Linked DNA regions of Homo sapiens: region 2 is linked to region 1. A link is an interaction called in ENCODE POLR2A ChIA-PET data of the cell type or tissue named here. Cell type or tissue: A673. All regions are shown on one strand. Each heading gives the region's core, and the rest is flanking DNA. Links, peaks and the distances in the headings are about the cores only.

What was found. ChIA-PET counts read pairs that join two places held together with the same protein. Peaks named below come from ENCODE experiments on the same cell type or tissue, not always from the same donor. Only the 100,000 strongest peaks of a DNase experiment are listed, where the experiment ranks them.
Region 2: POLR2A ChIA-PET joins it to region 1 with 17 read pairs; 2 of 35 experiments call an interaction of 5 or more read pairs at or near these places.

Annotation. Positions count from the first base shown.
Region 1 is chr17:33,263,381-33,275,860 of GRCh38, forward strand. The region is part of intron 1 of ASIC2 (acid sensing ion channel subunit 2); the gene reads right to left. Among named protein-coding and RNA genes, the nearest start is that of ASIC2, 24 kb to the right of the region's middle. In A673, for the core only: no CTCF peak of the experiment used is centred there; DNase peaks (open chromatin) are centred at 2,891, 6,141 and 6,481; H3K27ac peaks cover 7,120 bases.
Region 2 is chr17:32,940,972-32,953,451 of GRCh38, forward strand. It overlaps TMEM98 (transmembrane protein 98), which reads left to right. Exons shown (of 8, transcript NM_015544.3): 8 at 1-3,344. The coding sequence ends at 22. Among named protein-coding and RNA genes, the nearest start is that of TMEM98, 19 kb to the left of the region's middle. In A673, for the core only: no CTCF peak of the experiment used is centred there; a DNase peak (open chromatin) is centred at 6,960; H3K27ac peaks cover 3,358 bases.

The sequences.
Region 1 (12,480 bases), core at 1,962-9,961:
TTTTGATTAGTAAACCAAGCTTTTCTCCCTAGAAAATGTTGGGCATAAATTCTCAATGTGAAATTGACAAAAGCAGAGATGCTAGCTGGTGCTGAGCAGGGGAGGAGGCGCTGGAGCCCCATCCATATATAGCAGCTGCTCCTCCCACTAGGTGCTTCTGACAAACCCTGACTTTGACCTTCTCTGGAGATGGGGCCTCCCCTCTGCGGCCCCATGAAGACTGCTGTGCTTGCTCCTGCTCTGCCTGGGCTCTGGCCTTCAGTGAAGGCCATTTCAGAATGAAGAGTTGGTGTTCTGCAGCAGGAGGAAGTGTGCCTTCATTACCCAGCCTAGGCGTGTCTGGGCTGCACAGATCTGGGCATATGAAAGGGGGGCCCACCCGCTGCAGAGCTTGGTCTTTCCCCATTCTGCTTACAAGAAGAATTCCTAAAGCATGGTGCCCGGTTCCTCTCCATGCTCCCCTTCTGCGCGGGACAGAGGGTGGAGCCTCGTGAGTCTCACATGATACCGGCTAAGTATCAATAGGTCCCCAAGTCGCAGGGCTGGGAGCCTGGGAATAGATGAGTGGTGGTAAGTGGAGGGGAGGGCAAGAGCTTTGGGCTGGCATCTCAGTCTGCCTCCTGCCAGCTGTGTGACCTTGGACAAGTGACTGAATCAACCTGGGCCGGCCTTTCTGCATCTATAAAGCCCACCTCACAACGTTATCGTGATGGTTGAGTGACACAATGTGAGTGCAATCAATCTGCAGAGGCACAAGGTATATGCCAGGCAGCATGACATCTGCCAAACACTTTACAAGCCGTGATGTCACTACCACACACAGATGTAGAGAAGCGCCCAGGATGGTGCCTAGCACATTGTGGGCACTTCCATGGCAGCTCTTACAGGGCCTAGAGATGAATGCTATGGCCCCACTCAGAGCCATGAATCAAGCACTCACTATGTGCATGGCATGACTGCAAGTGCTTTGCATGGATTGCCTCAGTGAATCCTTACAATAATCTTGTGGAGCAAGTATGACTATTCTCATTTTACAGATGAGAAAACCAAGACACAGAGAGGTGAAGCAAATTGCCCAGAGTCACACAGCTAGTAAACAGTGGCACAGGGAATGAAATGCAAGCTGCCTAACTCCTTTCCTGTGATCAGAACCACTGCATCCCATACCAGGCCACGTGCATCTCTCACAATGTAAAGTAAGGGCGGCAGCTGAATTTCTCTCATCTCACTCCTGATGAAGAACTGTTTCCCAGAACAATGTCAGATCAAGAGCCAAGCGATCAGTGCTTTGGTCCCCCTGTTTCCACCTGAAAGCTCTGTGGGTTGGGCTAACTCAGTTCCCTTCTCTGGGCTTGGGTTTCCCCAACTCTAAGACTGTTGGCAGGGGTGAGGGTGCTGATAGCATGAAATCTGGTTCATCCTGGCTTTAGGGTGTGAGTCTAGGGTTCAAACAGTTACAGGGAAGGACAATAGTTGGGAAAAAGTATGAACTGAATCAGAACCACATGTGTTGGGGGAAAACAAATATTTCTGGCCCAGCTGGATGTAAACTCTGCCAGAGCCTAGCATCAGCCTAGCTAAGAACAGTTAAGGGGCTTTGCCCCTGATTATGTGGCTGTGGCCACCTTCACTGGAGGAGAATAAAGAAGGAGCTAAAGGTGAAGAACCATATGCTGTGTGGCCTTCACTGAGTTTCTTGGCCTCTCTGGGTCACATGACTCCAGTTCCAATACACTCCCTGTAATTCCCAGATGGGCCATTTTCTTACAGGGCTCCTTTGCCTAGGCTGTTTTCACTGCCTGGAATGTTCTCTTCTGCATCACCTTATCTGCCTCAAGATTTAGTGTGGGGCAATAGCAAAGGCATGGAATCAACCCAAATGACCATCAGTGATAGACTGGATAAAGAAAATGTGGTACATATACACCATGGAATACTATGTAGCCATAAAAAGGAAAGAGATCATGTCCTTTACATGGACATGGATGGAGCTGGAAGCCATAATCCTCAGCAAACTAACATAGGAACAGGAAACCAAACACCGCCATGTCCTCACTTACAAGTGGGAGCTGAACAATGAGAACACATGGACACAAAGAGGGGAACAACACACACTGGGGCCTGTTGGGGGAGTGGTGGGAGGGAGAGCATCAGGATAAATAGCTAATGCATGTGGGGCTTAATACCTAGGTGACGGGTTGATAGGTGCAGCAAACCACCGTGGCACATATTTACCTATGTAAGAAACCTGCACGTCCTGCACATGAACCCTGGAATGTAAAATAAAATAAAATTAAATGAAAGAAAAAGATTCAGTGTGGGGGCCAGCTCTCCTAGAAAGCCTTCTTGGATTGGGTGTCTTCGCTCTGGCTCTCCCAGTCCTGGGCTTCCTTCTACCCAGGGTATTTTTCACTAGATGGCCATTGTCTATTCATTGTTTTGTCTTCCTCATGTGGCAGGGAAGATCTCTATGTTCAAAGTATATTGACCCTCTTCTCAACCTCATCTTGAGTTTCTCATAACATGGAAACTGAAATCCAAACTCCTGACCCTGGCCTGTGAAGCCCACCTGAGCTGGCCCCACTCCTCAGTTCACCTCCTGTCCCATGGCCATGGTGGTCTTGCTGCTCCTTGAACACGTCCAGTTCCTTCCCACCCAGAGCCTTTTCACTAACTGTCCTCACTGCCAGAGTGTTCTCCCGGGAAACTTTTCCTGTTTGACACCTTGCCATTCAGACCCCACAATGCTATTCTCCAGAGACACCTACCTTGACCACAAAACTTAACACAGTCACTCAATCACCCTTCTGCTACAACCCCTGTTTGAGTTCTGTATACAACACACATGTGTTTTTATCCTCCCCCCATCCAGAACATAAACCCCAGGGGGCAGCAACTGCTGTGACGATCTTCTTCCCTGCCATATCCACAGCACCAAGAGCAATGCCTGACTCAGGGAAGGCATTCAATAAATATCTGCCTGATGAAAGAATGAAAATGAAGTTCCATTTTGGCACAAACTATTTGTGATGAATGAAAAACAACAGATTCCCAGTTTTTCATTTGGGTCAAAAAGAATGTCTGCCCCTGCATTTAGTTTAAAAAAGCAAAAGAGAGTAGAAAATCTTTTTTCTTCTTCTTCAGGAGCTACCTTCCCATCCCCACCCCCCACCCCCAGTTGCAGCACATGTGGCAGACCCTGCTGTCCAGTAGTCTGAGCTGTGACCTAGCTTTGAACTAGTCCCCCATCCGCACAACCGTGGCTGCCCCCTTACACGTGCATCCCCGACGTTTGGAACCAGACACTAAGTGGATGATCGCTATGATTAAGCTGCCTTTTAATTATTCAATGAGATGTCAATGGTGCATGCCATTGTGACATTATAATGGACTACAACTCCCTCGCAGATGTCAAGAAAGGCAGGGGGCCATTACCTTGTCAAAATGTTGGCTCCCTGTGACTTTATTTCCAGTACACCAACTAATTTTTCATGTAGCACAGAACAGCAGAGTGAGGTGGGGTGCTTGACAAGGGAAACTGCTTGGAGCGATTCGGGTGACACAACGATTTGGTTGATTCTGTATTAACTCAACAAATTCTCCACTTTTTGAAATTCACTGACTCTCAAAATTAATGAAATTTTAGGGGTAATCAGTTGACATTTCTTGGCTGTTCACTGGGCAGAGGACTTTAACATGGGTAGAAGTTTGGTTAAGGATGGGGCAGGAACAAGAAAAAGAACATACTGGTGACATCCTGGCAGGCCTTTGTTTCATTAAACAACCACTGACTGCACTCACACACATGCCCACATAAACACACATGCATGCACACACTCACATGCACCCCTTACCCCCCCCAGGAAGCAAGGAGTGTTGGTTTCCATTGGGAATAGTAAGAGATGGCTTTCTAAAGTTGTCTTTAACTAGTTGTGCAACTTTGAATAAGTCAGCCCTTTGGGTTCCAGTTGATTCACCTCTTAAAGAATGCTAGGCTTGAATCATTTCTAAGGTATGATGATACAGCTGATGACTGAATCTGATATAATCTGACTGTATTAGACTGATGACGGTAATGATTCATGCCACACACTCTCGAGGATCATTAATTGCCTTGCATTCATCAGTCACTGACTCTGAACCCAACACTGTGCTAGGACAGAAGCTAAGTTTGACAAGTTTTCTGCCTTCGGGAAACTTACAGCAGAGCCCAAACCCCAAAGGTGAAGCAGTAAACAGGCTGCAGTTAAGAATAATTCTGGCATTGTGCTGATGGCAAGGGCAACTGGAGTTCAGGGAAAGGAGAGATGAGCGTGGGCTTGGAAAGCTGCACAGGCATCTTGCAGGAGGTAGGAAGTGATGGTGCTCCGGGGAGGGACAGGATACCCAGAAGTGGAGGGGACGGGAGAGTGTGGGGTGAGTAGCACATGAGGGAGGTGGCAAGGGGCAAATGAAGACACAATCCCTGGTGTTTCCTTGAGGGAACTGAAGATTACCCATTCCCTCTGATGTGGGTGGTGGTTGGGTTCTGAGCACCTAGCAGCTATTCTCTCTTCTTTTGGTCACAAGATCTTAATTTCTTTTGGGAAATTATCGGTTCCTCACCGTGCATGCGTAAAGGGCTTATGAATCAAGGGACATGTGACCCAAGATATATCGACAAAGGACTTTGACTTTTGAAGGCAGTTGGTCCTGTGCATGATAAATGCCTGGTGTTCATTCATTCCAGGGACAGCGCCCTGACCTGACAGAGGAGTGATTATTGCCCCTGTATATCATTTCCTGCTTTTTTCAGTCTCATTTTCCAGCCTTTCTATTGATTCTATGAGCAATCTGATGTCTTTCCAATATAATCCCTTTTGCTTATTTTAGCCAAGATCAGCTTCTATTGTTTACAACCAGCAAACCCTAACTGATATCCACCCATCATTTATCCACCCATCATCCATCCATCTTTCCATCATCCATCCATCCATCCATCCATCCATCCATCCATCCATCCATCCATCCATCTATACATTTATCCATTCATCTATTCACTCATCCATCCATTCCCCAGTCTACTAGAGTATTGAGGAGCAGTAGGAAATAAGTAAGGACAATCAAAATACACAAAGTTAAATGGAACTTCAAAAGCCAGGATTTGGAGTTAAAAAATTAACTCTATAACAATAAGAAATTTAGTGCTAAGTAACACAACACAGGTGTTCCAGTAGATAAAGAAGTCATCAAGGTCAACTGGGACTTGAGTGGGCACTTTGGAGGGGATTTTTTTAAGAGCAAAGTTTGAAGGACACTAACACATATAGAGCACCTACCACCGTCCCAAGCACTTTTACCAGAGACATCTGCCTCATTTCCCCACCATCCTACAAAGTAGATGTCCATGATTCCATTTTGTGGATGGGGAAACTGAAGCTCAGAAAGTTTATGCCGCTTCACCTAGTTCACATCTACTAAATGACAGGACAGAGATTCAGAATCAGGTCTTACCACCCCCAACACACTTGCTCTTTCCTCCAGCCCACACTTCCTAACGCAAATACATTGTGTGACCTTGGGCAAGTCAACACCCCTCCTTGGGACTTCATTTCCATCTTTACAGAAGGAGGGGGTTGGATGAGACAGGTGCATTCTAGCACTACATTTAATGAGCATATGAACAGGTGTGACGTTGATATGTCTTTCTTCTGTGCCTGCAGGAAGTGCATTGTGAGGAGTGCCCTAAAAGAACTATCCTGGGTACTTGCTTTCCTGGGGCCCCATATTACCCCAGATTCAGACCAGTTTTTGTGTTTAATTTTTGACTTGAGATTCTTATGCCACATGGGTAGAGTAATAAATCCAGATCCTACACTCACACATGATGGAGGCTTGCAGACTTTAGTTATTGTGGGAGATTTGTCTCCCTGACCCCCCGACCTAGAACCCCTGGGAGACACCTAGCTTCCTTGGGCTTCTGGATGGAGTTTTCTACTCTTAACAGAAATGATGTATCAAGTGGTGTCCCATCGGGGGGAAACACAGAAATGACACCCCCATCAATAGTCCTTTATGCAAGGACCCTCTCTTGGGGCTTCAGGTGATCATCACCCTCCTCCATCCCCCAAACACACCAGCCTCCTGGCCTGGAGCCTAGGACCTGGTCCCACAGGCCCCCAGGAAGCCAGCTGTGTATTGAACACCATGGTTTTTAAGGTCTTTCATTGTTTCTGGAACCTAAGGGCTCCTTCCCTTCCTTCCTTCCTTCCTTCCTTCCTTCCTTCCTTCCTTCCTTCCTTCCTTCCTTCCTTCCCTCCCTCCCTCCTGCCTGCCTGCCTGCCTGCCTGCCTTTCCTCCCTTCCTCCCTCCCTCCTTCCTTCCTTCCTTCTTTCCTTCCTTCCTTCCTTCCTTCTTTCCTTTTTCTAGTTTGTGCATTTAAAAACACTAGGAATGGTAGTAAAACTAGTTTCTGTGTTTGGTCAGCTTAGATCACCTCATTGCTTAAAGTTCAATCACTTCTTTAGGGAGAGCAGAGGAATAGTTCCGTATCTGAGCCCACTGCCTCCAGCCATGTGCTTGGTCCCAGCAGGCTCTGTGGGCCAGCCCAGATGCCTCTCTGCTCCATCCATGCAAGACTTCTCTTCAGTTGAATGAGGGAAGCCTCCTGGGCCCCTTCACTTAGCATTCACTCTAACTAGACACTAATCTCATTTATAACTTTTACTGTCTACAATGAGCGATTTTTTTGAATCAATAAACTAATTCATTGCAAAGTCAATTGGTTAAAAATTAATAGCTTACCTTTTTCTCCGACCACCCACCTAGTAAACCCCCAGGTTGGCAAGTTATTTCCATTAAAAGGAAAAAAGCCTTTAATCATATAATCATCTTTACATTTTGAAATGATAAGCCTCCATACTGATTATAGAGCTAATTATGTTATAATCAGCCCATTTCCTCATCCCAGTCCCCTCTCACCTGAGCACAGAGTTCCCTGGCTTCTCTCCTTGCCTTGGACTAGACCTGCACCCCCTTCTATCCTCTCCCTGCCTTGCTGCCAGAGTGGTCTTTCTGAAATGCAAATTTGATACTGTCAATCCATACACCCTGTTTAAAATTCTTCTCTGGTCTACCATCATCTAAATGGAGTCCCAAATGCATGTGAGCTGTTCTGGGCCTGAGAATGGGTTTCATCTAGCCTGCATGGAGCTTTAAACATTTTAACCTAGGATGCCTCTAGGCTGGGTGTGTGTGGTCCAGCCGGCCAGTGGTGTTACTGCTCCTATCCACTTCTACCTGTCTGTTTCTTATATCACCTGTCTGAACCTTAAAGACAACTTCATTTCTAACCCTGACAAAGGCTGGATTGCCCAAATGAAATCTTCCCTTCCTAACCTGAGCCCTTCTGTAGTGTGTCTTACTGACGATGACTCTACTCACTTGAACAGTTTCAGGAAGAATACAAACAGCTTCTGTTTATTGAGCACCTACTCTATGCCAGGCCCAGTGCTAAGCACTTTAAAGACAACATCTTGGATAAACTGCACAATAATGCTACGCAGAGGAGGAAGCTAAGGATCCAGGATGTTAGAGCTTGGTCAAAGTCAGAAAGCCAAGAAATGGCACCACCAGGACCTGGGTTTAAGTGCATTTGGTTCCAAAACCTATGCTTCCAACCTCTACACTGCACAGCCTCCTGCTTCTAAACAGGGGAGAAGCCTGTCCTTTGTTGGCAGCTTGCTGTTGCACAGAGCTGACCACGCCCCATTTGTACCCTTCTCCCTTGGGTCAGTGCCCTCTAGATTTCCCTCCTACCTCCTTGACTGTTCCCTCTCACCCTCCTTTGCCTGCTCCTTTACTTCCAGACCCCTAAATGTTGGCGAATCCAGGGCCCAGTGCTCAGCCTGCTGCTCTTCTCTGTCAACACACTCCACTTATGCGATCCCACCCAGTCCCACTGACTAAATGCCACTATTCCACCATGACTTCCAAATCCCAATCTCCTGTCCTGACCTCCTCTGGAGCTCCAGGCTTATGTGTCCAACTACTTACTAGGATACCCAATAGTTACTTCAGTCTCAACAGACCCCAAACATTGAATTCGCCTCCCACCTCTCTCAACACCCATATCTAATCTCCCCCAGCCTTCCATTCTCAATTCATGTTACCAGGATCAGCCCAACAGCTCAGGCCCACAACCTGGGAGTTATTCTTGAGCCCTGCTTTTATCACCCTCTACTACCAATCCACCATGAAGTCTCACTGGACCTACCTTCAATATATGCCAAATTGGACCATGCTTACCACCTCCATCACCAAAACCCTAGTCCAGTCCACCAGCATCTCCCATCTCAAGTATTGCATCTGCTTCCTAACTTGTCATCCAGCCTCCATTCTTATCCACACTCATCCAGTCTCTGAAGTCAGAATGATATTCTTGCAGGGTATATTAACTCATGGCACTCTCATTCCTAAGCCCTCCAGTGGCTTCTCACTGCAGTGGGAGTCATCTCCAAGTTCAGCCCAGCCTACAAGCCTTGGCATTTGGCCTGCACCTACTATCCAACTTCAGCTCATACCACTGTCTTCCTCTTCTACTCTGCTCAAGACATACAGGCCTTCATTCTGTTTTTTGAACAAACCAAGTTCATTCTCATCTCAGAGACTTGGCACTGTATCTCTTCTGCCCAGAGCACCTTGCCTCTAGGTCTTCCCTTGATTGCATCCCCCTATCATTTTGATCTTGGCTCAAATGCCACCTGTTCATGCAGGGCTTCCTGACTACATGAGCTAATGAGCTAAAGCATCTTACAAACATCCATTTCCATTTCTGTCTATCCTATCATCCTATTTTGTTGTCTTCAGAGCACTCATTATCATCTGAAATTATGGCATTTGTTTATATGTTTACCATCTACCTTTACCATCCCATTCCATCCCATTGTCTTCTAAACTATAAGCCTCATGAAGGCAAGGACTGTGTCTGTGTTGTTTGTTTGCTGTAGTCCAATGCTAACAGGAGCTAGCACACAGTAGGCACTCAATTAACTCTTACTGAATAAATGACCTAAACCTCTGAGAGGTAAACTGAATTCTGAAGTAGATTTTAGGTGAACAGTTCTTTACTGAGCACCTATTTTTTGTACATAGAGATATACAAGGCTCTGAGGAAAATCCTCTTATCACATAAACCCATGAGCCCTGCCCTGCACATGGCTGTATTGTCATCATCATCATCATCACCATTCCTCCATCATCGTCATCGTGAGCATCATCACCATCACCAACATTGTCATCACTATCACCAACATTGTCATCACTATCATCATCCACCATCATCACCATCATCATCATTGTCAGTAGTAGCAATAATCTCCAACATGCTTATGATGCTTTACATTGAACAAAACAATTTTTTATAGATTATCTCTTTGGTTTCTCAGAACATCCCAGTGAGGGAGGTTTGTCACTATTTTTCAACAACTTTTTACAAATGAGAAAACTGAGCCCTGGGAGGAGAGACACTTGCCTGAGATCATTCAGCTCCACGATACCCTTGCAAAGTATCTTTTTCTTTTGACTGAACTGCCTCTCTCCACGCCAGCCTCCTTTTCCACCTGGAGACAGGTGATGCAAACAGAGTCCAGGACTCACTCCTGTTTCACCAACACTTAGTTAAGAAATTGCCCCGAGTTTGTACATTTTCATTCTGGCAATGTAGGAGAAGAGATAGCTTTTAAATTGTAATCCATGGCCAAATTTTATGACTGCTAAGGGGGAAAAAATAAAAGCTTAAGGTGAGTTTAGGAGGACTTTTTTTGGTTGGTTAAAGAAAAAAATTACAAAATTAAAAGAGTAGAAAAAAATAGATTACTAGTGACTGTTTTTACTGCGTGAGCTTACAAGCTGGAGTGGAGAATTAAAAAGTTATATAGCTGGGGTTTCTAACCATGACTTATCGAAGATGAATCCTTCATATTTATAGCTTTTTCTGTTTTTCCCATCTCAAGATAGTAAGCAATCCCCTGATATAGGGTTGTTACTCTCTGCCCAGGAACCCTGGGGGCTGTGTGTACTCAGCAGAGCTGTCACAGCTGACAACACAGGAAGGACCTGGGAGAGGGGCTTGTTTATTGTCCCTCTGCCTGGAGGGATCCCTCTCTTGTTCACTCAACAACCACTGAAGGGGGTGGAGGTGGGGAGTACTCCTTCATGCCAGGACCCAGTGAGGAGAAGGAAGGCCTTAAAGAAAACAGAACAATAACAGCCAAAGTTCCACACCAGAAGCCATCCTCTCAATTCATTTCGCCCTCACAACTGCAAATACCACCATTATCCACATTTTACAGATGGGGAAATTGAGGCACAGAAGGATTAAACAACTTGCCCAAGGTCACGCTCAGTGAACTGCCTCTCAAGATGCCAGTCCTTGAAAAGTTTAAAAAGTTGGGGGGCCGGAGAGGGGCAGGAAGAAGAAAGACTAAAGGCAGAATGGGAGAAATGACTGGGGGAGGGGGAGGAAGGAAATATTAGTTGAGCCTCTGCTTTGTGCCAGGCTCCACAAGTTCTGCCTGGTCATCATTTTTATTCCTTGCAATCACTCTGTGGGAAGGCAATGGGTGGTACTTACGTCCATTTTACAGATAAGAAACTGAGGTGCAGAAATGTTAATGAACTAGTCAAAGTGAGTTTGGAAGTGACATTGATAGGATCTGAACTGACATCTGTCTGTTTCCATTTCATACTGTCTGGATGGCCTTGGGCAAGTGATGTGACCACATTGAGCATCTGTTTTCTCATCTATGAAAATGGAATAGTATTCTCTACTCTCAGGCTTATCTCAGGCTCTGGATGGGAAAATGCTTTGTAAACCAGGCAGCATTGTGAAACCAAGTCTGCTCCAACACCTACTTGCAGGTAGGCAAGGGCCAGCTGCTTTCTCATTAGCTGGGGATGAGGAAATTGAGGCCCAGGGAGCCAACACTGACTTGCCCATATCACAGAGCTAATACAAAAAAGGCCAGAAGTGAAGTCTCCTGTCTCCTAGCGTATAGTTCTCCAACATTCACTGGTAAGAGGAAACTTAACTGGGGAGAGACAGTACAAATAATCCAGCAAGTACAAATAATTGATAGCAAAAATCTAAACATGGAAACACATGACCCTGGACCTCAAGGTCACTGACTTGTTACTTTTTTTGACAACACAGGCTCCTAGAATGTCCATCCTAAGAAAGACTGCATATATCAGTGACTCCAGCTAAAAAATACCCATGCTTGGTTTGACCCCAAGCCAGTGAAATCAGAATCTCTGGGGGTTGAGCTTGGGCTTTAGCATTAAAAAACAAAATTTCCCCAGATGATTTCTAATGTGCAGCTAGAGTTGAAAAATCCTGACTTATGATCTCCCTTATTTTCTGGATGGGCACTAGAGGCCCAGAGCGGGCAGCTAAAGAAACAGGGTTGTCCAGGAATTAGTGGTAGAGTGCAACTCTGGTCTCCTGGTTCCTAGCTTGGGACTCTTCCTCCACTCTCATCACTCATCACTCGGCAGTTGTGGTCAAAGTGACCAGATGATCCTGGTGCCCCCTAGTACCTGAGGACAGACACCACCCCTCCTCATTTCTCCCACTCCCCATGCCTCCTCACCAGAACCTCATGCCCCTAGAGAGAGCTCAGGGTACCTGGGAGGCCCAGGCTGAAAAATGTTCTGCAAGTCTGCACCTGGGCTGGTCTACACACTGCAAAATGAAGTGGTGAACTGAGGCAATTATCCAACGTATTAGCAAGCCTGTCCCTGCGGCACTCCTGCGAGCCAAAGTAATAAATACAAAATGGTAATTTCTCTCTGGAAGCCTGATCCCCGCCTCCCACACAATTCCCCTCCCACCCAGAAGTCATATACCACCTCCTGGTTGTCCTCTCCTGGATGGGGTGGCAGTAACTGAGTTATTTAAATATCTCAGGCAAAACCTGCTTTTTCGAAAATCTGAATCTTCGCACTATAACCTCAGTTCTCCTCTGCAGCTTACTTGTCTGGCCATAGCAGATCCTTCTAGACTTCAGTGGAAAGTAATAAAAACGCCTACAGGTATCAATTAATGACTCCCAGTGGCTAACGTCTTCTTTGTGTGTGTCGTAAACTAGCATCGGCCCTGGAAAGGGAGTGGGAAGAGCTAGGTTGTAGCTTAGACCCGGACTCTTGCTAGGTTTGTGACCTTGAGCAAGTCACTCCACTTGCCTGGGATTTGGAACTCTTTTGTTACCTTTCCCTAGAGTTGTGCAAATCCAAATGGAGAATGGACGTGAAACTGCTTGCAGACTTCCATAAAATCTGTCTATGGAAAAGTGAAGACTTAAACTCAGGTGCCCTTACCCTTACCCACTCCACAGTAATCTCTCAGGGCATCAGTGGTTGTATGCAGCACAGGGAAGACCACGGGGTTGCAGGACATTCCAGACTGAGGGAAGAGCATATGGAAAGGCTGGGAAGAACATG
Region 2 (12,480 bases), core at 2,354-10,353, 320 kb before region 1:
GCAGGAGCAGTCTGCAATTTAGTGCCTACAGGCCAGCAGCTAGCCATGAAGGCCCCTGCCGCCATCCCTGGATGGCTCAGCTTAGCCTTCTACTTTTTCCTATAGAGTTAGTTGTTCTCCACGGCTGGAGAGTTCAGCTGTGTGTGCATAGTAAAGCAGGAGATCCCCGTCAGTTTATGCCTCTTTTGCAGTTGCAAACTGTGGCTGGTGAGTGGCAGTCTAATACTACAGTTAGGGGAGATGCCATTCACTCTCTGCAAGAGGAGTATTGAAAACTGGTGGACTGTCAGCTTTATTTAGCTCACCTAGTGTTTTCAAGAAAATTGAGCCACCGTCTAAGAAATCAAGAGGTTTCACATTAAAATTAGAATTTCTGGCCTCTCTCGATCGGTCAGAATGTGTGGCAATTCTGATCTGCATTTTCAGAAGAGGACAATCAATTGAAACTAAGTAGGGGTTTCTTCTTTTGGCAAGACTTGTACTCTCTCACCTGGCCTGTTTCATTTATTTGTATTATCTGCCTGGTCCCTGAGGCGTCTGGGTCTCTCCTCTCCCTTGCAGGTTTGGGTTTGAAGCTGAGGAACTACAAAGTTGATGATTTCTTTTTTATCTTTATGCCTGCAATTTTACCTAGCTACCACTAGGTGGATAGTAAATTTATACTTATGTTTCCCTCAAGTGTGTAGTTATTGAGTCAAATTCATATGCATGGTGTATTGTGGGACATACTTAGATGGAAGGAGAGAGCCTAAGAATCCTGAGGATGATTTCTGTGTATGCCTCAAAATGAGATATTTAGGCTGGGCGCGGTGGCTCACACCTGTAATCCTCGCACTTTGGGAGGCTAAGGTGGGTGGATTGCTTGAGCCCAGGAGTTTGAGACCAGCCTGGGCAACATGGTGAAACCTCATCTCTACACAAACTACAAAAATTAGCTGGGCATGGTGACACGTGCGGCTGCTTGGTAGGCTGAGGTGGGAGGATCGCTTGAGCCCAGGAGGTGAAGGTTGCAGTGAGCCCTGATTGTGCCACTGCATTCCAGCCTGGGCGACAGAGTGAGACCATGTCTCCAAAACATACATATATATAAAATATATTTAAAGACCTCTTGGAGTTCAGGCAGAAGTGAAGATAGCACTATGAAGTAGTTTCCACATTAACAATAGCAATGACTTGAACGATGTGTTCCCCCTTTCTTCTGATATTAATATCTGTTCATTTTGCAAACATTGAAAGATTATGAAAGCTATGACCCAGAATCACAATTATATAATTTGGATACATACCCAAATGGCATAATTTCTGTCATAAGCCTGTAGGAAAAGCTTGAATTCTTCACTTCTCAGATTCTCAGAGCCAGCTTGCTCTTGGGAGAGGGGCCTGGTATAGGGGCTGCCCAGGTTCGTAGCCTATGCTGTCAAGCATGTTTGGAGTTGCACATCTGTTCCCATGTCATTTTCTCTGTCTAACTGAAGTCAGAAAATTCCTCAGCTGGATTCTGGGGAACCAGGAACCCATATTCCCAAATCCAAGATTGGGACCTGGTTTGTCTTTCCATTTGGGCACATTTCATTCTTTCCAGGAAAACAGGCCACTTCCAACCTGCACAATGTACACCAAACCACAGAACCACAGCTGGGATATGGAGTCAGGAGAGGGAAGCTGGAGCTCAACTCTCATGGACTAAAGGATGGATTCTGGATGGGCTCCAGGGGACACCTTATTGGATTGGTGGCTTCCATCAACTCTTAAAAACGTTAAGTGGTGAACTTTCCCGTCCTGTCAAGCTGTGAATGGGGAATGTATACAAAGTCACTTTGACTTTTCTATTTGAGGCCTCCACAGTAAACATCCAGAGTCATCCTATTTTTGTCTTTTTACCTCCCTTTCAGAACCTGTTTTCGTAATTAGACTGGAAAGCAATTCATGCTAAGTTTGCAATGGCTGCCACAGTTGTAAGTGTCCCCTGCATTTTAACCTGCACTAGAGCCCTAAGCCACAGAGAAGCAGTTCTGAATTGGTATCTCAAATACCATCCACCTGGTGTGGGTCTGCAGGGTGGAGAGCTTTCCCAGCACCCCTGAAGCAATGCCCAATGTCGATTACCTTCTCTGAGTCCTGGCAAGTCCTGGCACATTGGCTTTCTGGATCCCTTAGATGCTGCCCTTTCTGTTGTGAGGAGAGGTTGCCGAAGATATTGGAGGTGTCTGCTGGACTGTAGGATTTCTGATCCCACTGCTGTGTAGTTTTTTTTTCTAGTGCTGGACAAGTAAGAAGCCTCTGGATAAATTTGGTGTTGGTGGCTGATGGTTGAAGTGGAAGCAGTCTTTGGGGTAGGAGGCAATGCCACTCCTCTAGGCCCTTCGGGAGTTGGCTGAAGTTACTTCCTCCCTTGGAAGGGGCTGGTTAGTGAGTGCCAGGGATCTCAGGACTGTCTCTGTGCCAGGTGTGGTTTCCCAGGCAACAGACACATTCCTAAGTGCCTAGTTCTCTAGCGTCTGTATACATGGTAGTAGAGCCTTCCTTCCATGTCTCTCTTCCCTCTGGCCTGGAATAGGAGCATTAGACTCAAATTCTGATGAAAAAGAAATTACTTGGAGATAGAGATTCAATGTGAAGAGAACAAGATATTTGAAGTCAGAATTAGGTTTGAATTTGGGCTCAGTGACTTACAGTGTGAGCTTGGTCAAGTTCTTAACATTCTGGTCCTTAGCATTCTCATCTGTATGGTCAAGGCTATTGTCATTGGGTTGGTATGTCAACAAGCAAAACGGTATGTGTGAGCTGCCCAATTGTGGGCCTGGTTCTGATTAGCCAATGTTAACACCCTTCTCTCCACAGCTTCCCATTCTCTGATGCCGCTGACCCAGATGGCGTCACCTCAGTTACCATGGCTTGGTCCAAGCAGTGACTTCTGTTCATGGGCTCTGGAATTGAGTGGCCAAAAATCTGGAATCCCTACAGTAGGGAGAGTAGCCTTGTCCCTGCCCCACTACAAGTCTGTTCATATGAAGACATACAAAGCCGTCGCCTCTAATCAGTGTTCAAAGGGTCGATTGTGCAACTCACATTCCTCCAGAGAAATTCCCCCAGCTTGTGAGATCTCCAAGAGGGAACACGTATTCCTGGCATCCAACTTCCCCTGGTGCTCCCCCTGACCTGCCTCATTCCAGGAGTTCCCTCTCCAGAGACCCTGTGTGCCCACACGAGCAGACTTTTAGAAAATGGCCTACAGTTCAAAGGCCCTGCATTGCTTTATGGCCTTGGAAATGTGGGGAAAGTGTCAGATGAAGAATTTCTATCCTCCTCACCTCCTCCCTGTCTCCAATAAATGCATACCAAGAGCTTTCTGTGGAAGAGGGTTCGTGCTAGATGCTGGAGCTATGAAACAAAAGGCACAATCCCTGCCCTTAAGGAGCGATAGAGAAATGAGCAACTGCTGGAGCCATGACTGTAGCCAGTGCTGTGATGGAGGGGACCACAAGAGGGACTGTGGGCACACAGAGAAGGGACAGGGCAGGGGTGGGGTTGAAATAGGGCAGAGCTGCTGCCTGAATGGAGACTTGACAAAGAAGGAGTCAGGCATCAGAACAGAAAATGGTCCCAGCTACTCAGGTGGCAGGGGCAGGAGGATCGCTTGAGCCTGGGTTGGGTGGAGGCTGCAGTGAATCTTGATAGAGCCACTGCACTCTAGCTTGGGCAACAGAGCAAGACCCTGTCTCAAAACACACACATGTACACACACACAGAAAGTGCCGGGGGAAATAATATGGTTGTGCTGTGTTTGTTCTGGTGGGTCTTACTGTGTTTCTATGAGAAAGGCTGATGAGCAATTTTCAGAATTTGAGGCAAAACTGGTTCTTCCTGTTTCATCCTATTTGTATTTTTATTATCCCAATTTTGCAGGTAAGGAGACCAAAGCAGAAAGATCAGTAACCCTCCTGGAGTCTCACAATTAATATGAATCAGAGCAGGATCTTCAACTCCTCAACTTGTGTTTTTAACTGGCACATCTTCCTGCCTGGGTGCAGCAGGTGGGAAATCCATCATGGAAAGGAAAGAACAGACATGAGAGTCATTCCATTCTCTTCCAGTTCAAATCTTTTTTTGTGAAAAAAATGGTAGTTGTGACCCATGAATTAATTTCACGGCCCACTAATTGGTTACAACCCACAGGATGATAGAACATAGGTACTAAAATGAGGGCTGGGGCATGGGTGAGGTATTTCCTCTCCTTCCAAAATGACTTAATTTTATCCATTTAAAATAAAATTTGCATTTACCAGAATAGTGGCAAAAATTTATTGTGCAGAATAGAATAATTGATTTATTACATGAATGATTAGTTCAAGAGTCATCTGTTGAGCATCTGCACTGGATTAGGCCCAGAGATGCATGAATGAATAAAAAGATAATGCCTCTCTTGAGGTGCATATAATCTAAGGTGGAAAGAAAACCATAAAGAGGCATTTTCAATACAGTGTGGTAAGGGCTAAGGGAGGGAATGTGTGTGTGATGACAGCGCAGAGCAGGACCACCAAACCCAGGTCATGAGAGTTTCCTAAAGGTGGTTACATCTCAGAATAGTCTGTCGAGGAGTAGGTGTTAGGAGAAGACAGGGTGGGGTTGGGAAGGTGGAAGTGGAGGACAGAGCATCCAGGTAGGGCCATCTTGCAGACATGACATTCCATGCCATGCTCAGGACATGTTAGCTGCTTCAGTACTGTGAGTGTCAGGTGGGAGCTGTGGCATGGTAGGAGGTAAGCCTGGGGAAGAAGGTGAGGATGAGACTCTGGAGAGTCTCATAGGCCTTGCTGAGGTCTTTGGACTTTTTCTCTAGGTGATAGGGGGCAATTGAATGTTGAAAATTGTTTTCTTATTTTTTTTCCTGGGGCATTAGCAATTGATCACTGCACCCTCACCAGCCTTTAATGTTTTCCTAATTTGATAGGTGAACAATGGCCTAGCATTGTGTTAATTTGCATTTCCCTGACTACTGGTGCAGTTAGACATTTTTTTTTCAGGTGTTTATTAGCTATTTGTACATATTCATGCCCTTTGCCCATTTTTCTACTGGGATTTTAGTATTCTTATTGACTTATATGAGCTCTTTATATATTAAATATAACAACCCTTTGTCATATTTATTGCATATATTTTCACCCAGCTTTGTCATTTGCTTTTTAGTTTTGTTTACAATGGTTTCTGATGTCCAGAAGTTTCAAATTTTGTGTAGTCAAATTTATTGATTTTCTTTTTGTTAGTTATTCCTTCCATTGCTTTTATACTTTCTTATCTAGAGATCAAATAAATATTGAGAGCTGGAGCTATGGAACAAAAGGCACATAATAATATTCACATGTTAGGTGTAGTGGCAGAAAAAAACAACAGGGTAGAAAAAACCCAAACCTTCCTTTATCCACCCCAAATCCACCCCAATCCACCCAAATCCTGTGGGAACAGTCACAGGTCAAAGAAATAGACAAGAATGGTGAGGAGAGGAAGGGAACACCTTGAAGGACGAGTAGGAGCTGGTCAGGCATACAGGGTGTGTGGGAGTAGCACAGAAAGGAAGCTGCATGTCCCAAGGTAGAGGATGAAGAGACAAGCATGTCTGAGTGCGGGGGATGCAGGGCAGAGAAAAGCCACACAATTTCTGCTCTCATGAGATTGTAGTCTGGTGAGGAAAGACATACATTAAACAAAATGTTGCTTAAATAAATGTAAAATGAAAACTTTAAAAGTGTTGTAAGAAAATAATTTGAATCTTATGAGAGATTATAAGGGAAACTGATCTATCTAGATGTCAAGGAAGGCTTCCAGTAAGAGGATCTTTGATATACTATCTGGAGGATAAGTAGGAGTCCAGAGGTGAAGAAGTGGATGTATGAGAAACTGTACATGTAAAGGCCCTTTGGCAGAAGGACAAGAACTGAGACCAGGCCAGTGTGACTGAAGAGCAGAGCAGACAGGGAAGAAGGCCAGGTGAAAATGGGGGAGGGACTGAATCATGCCAGACATTGCAGGCCATGTGAAGGACTTTGGTCTTTCTCTGAAGAGTGATGAGAACCCATTCAAATGGTTTATTCAGATCTGGTGGGTTTTGATTAGAGGTGGAGACATAATCAGATTTGTATTTTGAGAAGATCCTTTTGCCTTCTACGTGGAGAACCAATAGGAGGAGGCTGGAGCAGATAGGAGCTGCCTGATGCTGCTGCAGCAGTCTAGGTGAGAGATGATGGTAGCTTGGTCTAGGCAGGGAGAGGAAGATGGAAAGGGGAGTGGAGCATTTGAGAAATGTTTAGGAAGTAAAATAAATAGAATTTGGGTGGATTGGATATGGGACAGTGATGCAAGATAATAGCGTGCCAAGAAAGACTCCTAGGTTTCAAGTTTGCACACTTATATGGGGGTGACAGTTTGGGGCTAGGGGTCACTGGTACAGGAAGCACCAGAAGAGGATCAGGTTTGGGGACGAGTTTAAAGTCATCCGTTTTGGAGTTGAAGAGTTTGCGGTGCATTTGAGATATCTGAGTTGAGTTAGAGATATAATGGTTGGAGCTCAGAAAAGACTGGGCTGAAGGCTTTTCATTAAGTTATTAAGAGAGTTTTGGCCATGGGTGCAATCCTAGGGAGAGAGTGTGGAGTGAAAATTGCAGAGGGGTGTGAGATACTCTTAACATCGAATATGATACTGGGCCAGTTCAAAGCTCTGTACTGTTATGTTGATGGCTAAATGAAATTGCATATGCCCAGTTCCTGGCACACAGTAGGCACTCAGTAAATATTAAATATATCTCCTTTTTCTCCTTTGTTTCTCTGCTCCCTTTATTCTATTTCTCTCTCTTTTCTGGCTCTATGTATTACAGCCAGAGACTCAAGCTGACTTCTTTCAACTTCCCCAGGGTACCTAGTGCACAAACCTGGCATACATCGCTCTCCTCCAAGACCCAGCCTGGGAGAGCCTACCTCTTGAGAGCTGTCTCAAGCTGAAGTAAGTTTAGTTACCAATGATCAGTGCTCAGAGAGCCAGTTTTTTTTTTTCCTTCCCTTCCTTCCTTCCTTCCTTCCTTCCTTCCTTCCTTCCTTCCTTCCTTCCTTCCTTCCTTCCTTCCTTTCATTTGTTCTTTTTTCTAGATGGGATCTCACTCTGTTACCCAGGCTAGAGTGCAGTGGCATGATCTCTCAGCTCACTGCAACCTCCGCCTCCTGGGCTCAATCAATCCTCCCACCTCAGCCTCCTGTGTAACTGGGACTACAGGTGCATGCCACCACACCTGGCTAATTTCTGTATTTTTTTTTGTAGATATGGGGTTTTACCATGTTGCCCAGGCTGGTCTCAAACTCCTGAGCTCAAGCGATCTGCCCACCTTGGCTTCCCAAAGTGCTGGGATTACAGGCATGAGCCACTGCCCCTGTCCGAGAGCTAATTTTCTTAGGACACACAGCAACTTCTACTGGATGATCGCACCTTAGAATGATAATTATGTCACCTTGCATTTCCAGAACATTTTGTATTTTTTCAGAGAGTTTTCACAGTGATTATCTCAGTTGTTCATCAAAGGATTTTTCATTATGAACTGCATTTGCGTATTTTATTTACCTATAATCCTTTCCCCGCTGCTGAAACAATAGCATTCTGAGCAAACATGCATATGGCTAACAAATCCACTCTTATTCATAAGATTTCTTTTTCTTGTTTTCCCATTTTATTTTTAAATCATGATTTTTATCTTCCAGGCCATATTCTTTCACACATTTTTGTTATTCTCAAACTCATGATTTCATTCTTTCTCTTCTGATTTGGCACGTGCCCTCTTCATCTCCTCTCACCGACGAGGGTTCTGGCCCCTAACGCCCATTGTTCCAGTACATTCAGAGACTCACGTTTCTGACTCCTCTCCACCTCATTCCTCTCTGAGGCAAGTGCTGTTTATTCTGCATTGAAGCTTCATATTACCTTTAACTAGAGATTTGTTATGCAAGACAACCTCATGATCGTGCAGCCTCATGCAGATTTTTCCTTTGCCCTGGCATCTTGAAGATTCTTTTTTGCTTCTCAAATCACATCTTTTTTTCCCATTCTTCATGACACTTTCCTGATTTCCCTTTCTGTATTCTTGATCTTTATCTTCTGCTATCTGAATTCATCATCTCAGCAAACATGTGTCAAGCAACTACTATGAACCAGGCTCTGTGCTGGGCTCTGGGGATTCAAAAACCCATGACCTGATCTTGACCTTGAAGTATTCACAGCCTGCAACAGTGGGTCTCAGACCTGGTGGCACGTTTGAATCGCCGTCTGAAGAACTTTAAAAAAATACTAATTGCGAAGTCCTAGCCATAGAGATTCTGGTTTAATTGGTATTGAGTGAGACCCTGGCATTGTTATTTTTAAACAGATTCTAATGTGCACCCAGGGATAAGAACCACTCACTAGTCTAATGGATGAAACAGATGTGGAGACAAATGATTTTAATACAATGTGAAGGCAGAAGTAAGCACAGAGGGCAGGAGGAGAACAGAAGAGAAACCCGGGATCCAGCTTAGGAAGTGAGAAAGCCGGGCAGGTTACCCAGAGTGGATGACTCAGTGCCCCGTCTCATCCCAGAAGAACTTTTTGCAGAGCCCACCTTTCCTCCCATTTTCCAATCAAATAGGAGAAATGAAAGTATCTCCTAGAGTTACCTTTTATCTTTTTTTTCCCCCAGATGCAGTGTTTATTGTTTGATTTGTAGTGCTTATTGTTTTTGGAGTTTAAATTCTCCCTGCATGTCTGATTTCAGGGTACCAACATGATGCCATTGAACATGGGACGTGATGTGCATAATCAGCTCTTGGGAACCTTCAGGTGTGGGCTACAGCACCTCACTGGACCGCTGGGTTCCTAGTAGAGTGGAGGAAGTGTTCACTTAGCCACAACTTTGCTTCACCCTGGAGGCCAACTGAGGCATGTTAGTATACCCTCTCCCTGTAGTTCTGGAGTGAGGACATTGGAAAGCTAAACAGTGGTGCTTGATTCAAGGTGCTTGATCTAATTTCTGTGGCCTTTGTCTGAAGAGGGAGGAATAAGAACGTGTCAACCTGGAATTCCCAGACTGGCTGATTGGGTCACATTTGGAAAGCTGCTGTGTGCACATCTGATTATCCTGCACCTAGGACTATGATTCATTTCTTCTTTCTCAGAACGTGTATCAGTTTGTTATATTGATTAGCCTGATTGTCTGAATAGTGTCTTTCTGTGTCAAATCTATGAAAGTTTGAACCCTATATGCTTTTGCTGAATACTGTATTTCCAATACCTAGTAATTATACCTAGACTGACACATAGTGGGAATTTTTTTCTTCAAGTTTAAGTGAAAATTTATTTATTTTTTTAAATCTCCAAAAGCTTCCCATTGTTTATTATTATTTTTATTTTATTTATTTATTTTTTAATTTTTAAATTTTTTTATTATTATACTTTAAGTTCTAGGGTACATGTGCACAACGTGCACGTTTGTTACATATGTGTACACGTGCCATGTTGGTGTGCTGCACCCATTAACTCGTCATTTACATTAGGTATATCTCCTAATGCTATCCCTCCCCCCTCCCCCCACCCCACGACAGGCCCCGGTGTGTGATGTTCCCCTTCCTGTGTCCAGGTGTTCTCATGGTTCAATTCCCACCTATGAGTGAGAACATGCGGTGTTTGGTTTTTTGTCCTTGCAATAGTTTGCTGAGAATGATGGTTTCCAGCTTCATCCATGTCCCTACAAAGGACATGAACTCACCCTTTTTTATGGCTGCATGGTATTCCATGGTGTACATGTGTCACATTTTCTTTATCCAGTCTATCGTTGATGGACATTTGGGTTGGTTCCAAGTCTTTGCTATTGTGAATAGTGCCGCAATAAACATACGTGTGCATGTGTCTTTATTAGCAGCATGATTTATAATCCTTTGGGTATATACCCAGTAATGGGATGGCTGGGTCAAATGGTATTACCTTTTATCTTAAGGAATAGAAGAGCGATTATGAGCATAGGCCTGGGATGCAAGAAACACATTCAAATCCCAGCTCTGCCACTTACTGTGTGGCCTTACACAAAATCGTGTGTGTGTGTGTCTGTGTGTATGTGTGAATTGACGGAGCTAATGTATGTAATGTGCCTCACCCACTGCTTTACATTCAGTAGATGCTCAAAAACATTGTAGCCATGGGCCGGGTGCAGTGGCTCACACCTGTAATCCTAGCACTTTGGGAGGCTGAGGTGGGTGGATTGCTTGTGGCCAGGAGTTTGAGACCAGCCTGGCCAACATGATGAAACCCTGTCTCTATTAAAAATACAAAAATTAGCCAGGCACAGTGATGTGTGCCTGTAGTCCCAGCTACTTGGGAGGCTGAGGCAGGAGAATTGCTTGAGCCTGGGAGGCGGAGGTTTCAGTGAGCTGAGATTGCCCCACTGCACTCCAGACTGGGCCACAGAGCAAGATGCTGTCTCAAAAAAAAAATGTAGCTATGTACACTTCAAAGTACACAAACACACAAATGCACATGCTGATGATGCTCAGTGTGTCTTCTTCCAGCAGCAAGTACTCAGATGACTTTCCTTGTTTGCCCTGCTGGCCCATCCCTGCTTGGGGGAGATACTTCACTTGGTCTGTCTCCATGTGATCTTTGAAGGCAGGTGTCTGAGCCTCAGCTCCCATGTGCCTGCTCCTCTCCAGTCCCTTCCCTTGTCTTCCCCAGTTGTTTAGCATCTTCTTTACCTCCAGTGTTCCTGCCAACATTGGTCCCTGGCTCATTGTCTGGTCTGAAGCTTATCATGGATCTGAATGTGATGGTTCTCCCACAGCTCGCTCTGTCATCCCTGCTGTGTTTTCCCTTATGGTGGCTGAGTGGTCCACTGCCATCCTGCATGGCACCCCCAGCCTCACCTGCTCCTGCCAGTGCTTGTGGTGGGACTTGAGCTGGAGCTGCAGCTGGAGGGCTCCAGCTTGCCATAGCTGCCCACTGTCCTTTCTAAATGTATTATTATTGCCTTGGCTAGGCCTCTCCTTTTCCTGGGACAGCAATCTGAGGTTTTCTTGGTCTTGAGGCCATATAGAGACCTTGATTGCCAGACTCTGACTCCCTGGGGAGTGCTTTCTTAAGTTTATAGCTTGGCCCATTCTGGAATGATGCTGTAGTCTTCCTCTAAAGCCTGCCTCCCACTTTCTCTGAGCCTTCCCTTGCTCCTGAAACAGAACGATTACACTGTTCTGATGTCCTTACTTTCTTATTTCTCACCTTTCCCTGTGCATTCTCTCTCAACCCTGTGGCAGCCCTCTGACCTCCTTGCATTTCTGGCGAAGGTCTATGCATGGCATTGCCTTCCTGCCTGCCACTCCGTTTGTCTCTCCTAATTACTGGGATTCTGTTTATACAGACTTCTCACTTTGGCTCTTTGGTTTTTTAAAAGTGATTTCTGCTTCAATTCAGCACTTTACCATTTCTCCTTCTCCTCTTTGTTATTTACTTCTGCAAATGGGATTATTAATTTTACTCTTTGAAACTTTTGGCTTTGTCCTCCCCTGATATGGCTTGGCTCTGTCCCCACCCAAATGTCATCTTGAATTGTAGCTCCCATAATTCCCATGTGTTGTGGGAAGGACCCAGTGAAAGACAATTGAATCATGGGGGCAGTTTCCCCCATACTGTTCTCATGATGGTGAGTAAGTCTCACGAGATCTGATGATTTTATAAGGGGTTTCCCTTTTCACTTGGCTCTCTCATTCTCTCTTGTCTGCTGCCATAAAAGATGTCCTTTGCTCTTCCACCATGATTGTGAGGCCTCCCCAGCCATGTGGAGCTGTGAGTCCATTAAACCTCTTTTTTTTTTTTTTTATAAATTACACAGTCTTGGGTATGTCTTTATTAGCAGCATGAGAACAGACTAATACATCCCCTGAGAGAGGCTTTTCTCTTATTGTCTTTCCAGATGACCCAGCCCCATTTGTCTTATGAAGGGTGAATAAGACTCCTTTTCTCTTCTTTTAAAAATTTATTTTTATTGATATGTATATTAGATATACATACTTTTGGGGTACAGGTGATAATTTGGTACATTCATGTAGTCAAATCACAGTAATTGGGACATCCAATACCTTTGTTAAAAACTTCAGTGGAAATAAATTTAAAGGAGTTTAATCAAACAATGAATGATTCATGAATCAGGCAACCCCCAGAATCACAGCATATTCAGAGAGACTCCAGGGGTGCCTTGTGGTCAGAACAAATTTATAAAAAGGGAAGTGAGGTACAGAAATAAGAAGTGAGGTATAGAAACAGCTGGATTGGTTACAGTTGGTGTTTAACTTAGTCCATGAGTAGTTTAACTTAGTCCATGAGTAGATGAAGTGTGGCCACTGGGATTGGCCAAGACTCAGCTATTGTTACAGGTGCATACTCCTAAGTTAGGTTTTCAATCTTGCCTGCCTATTAAGCTGGGTTAC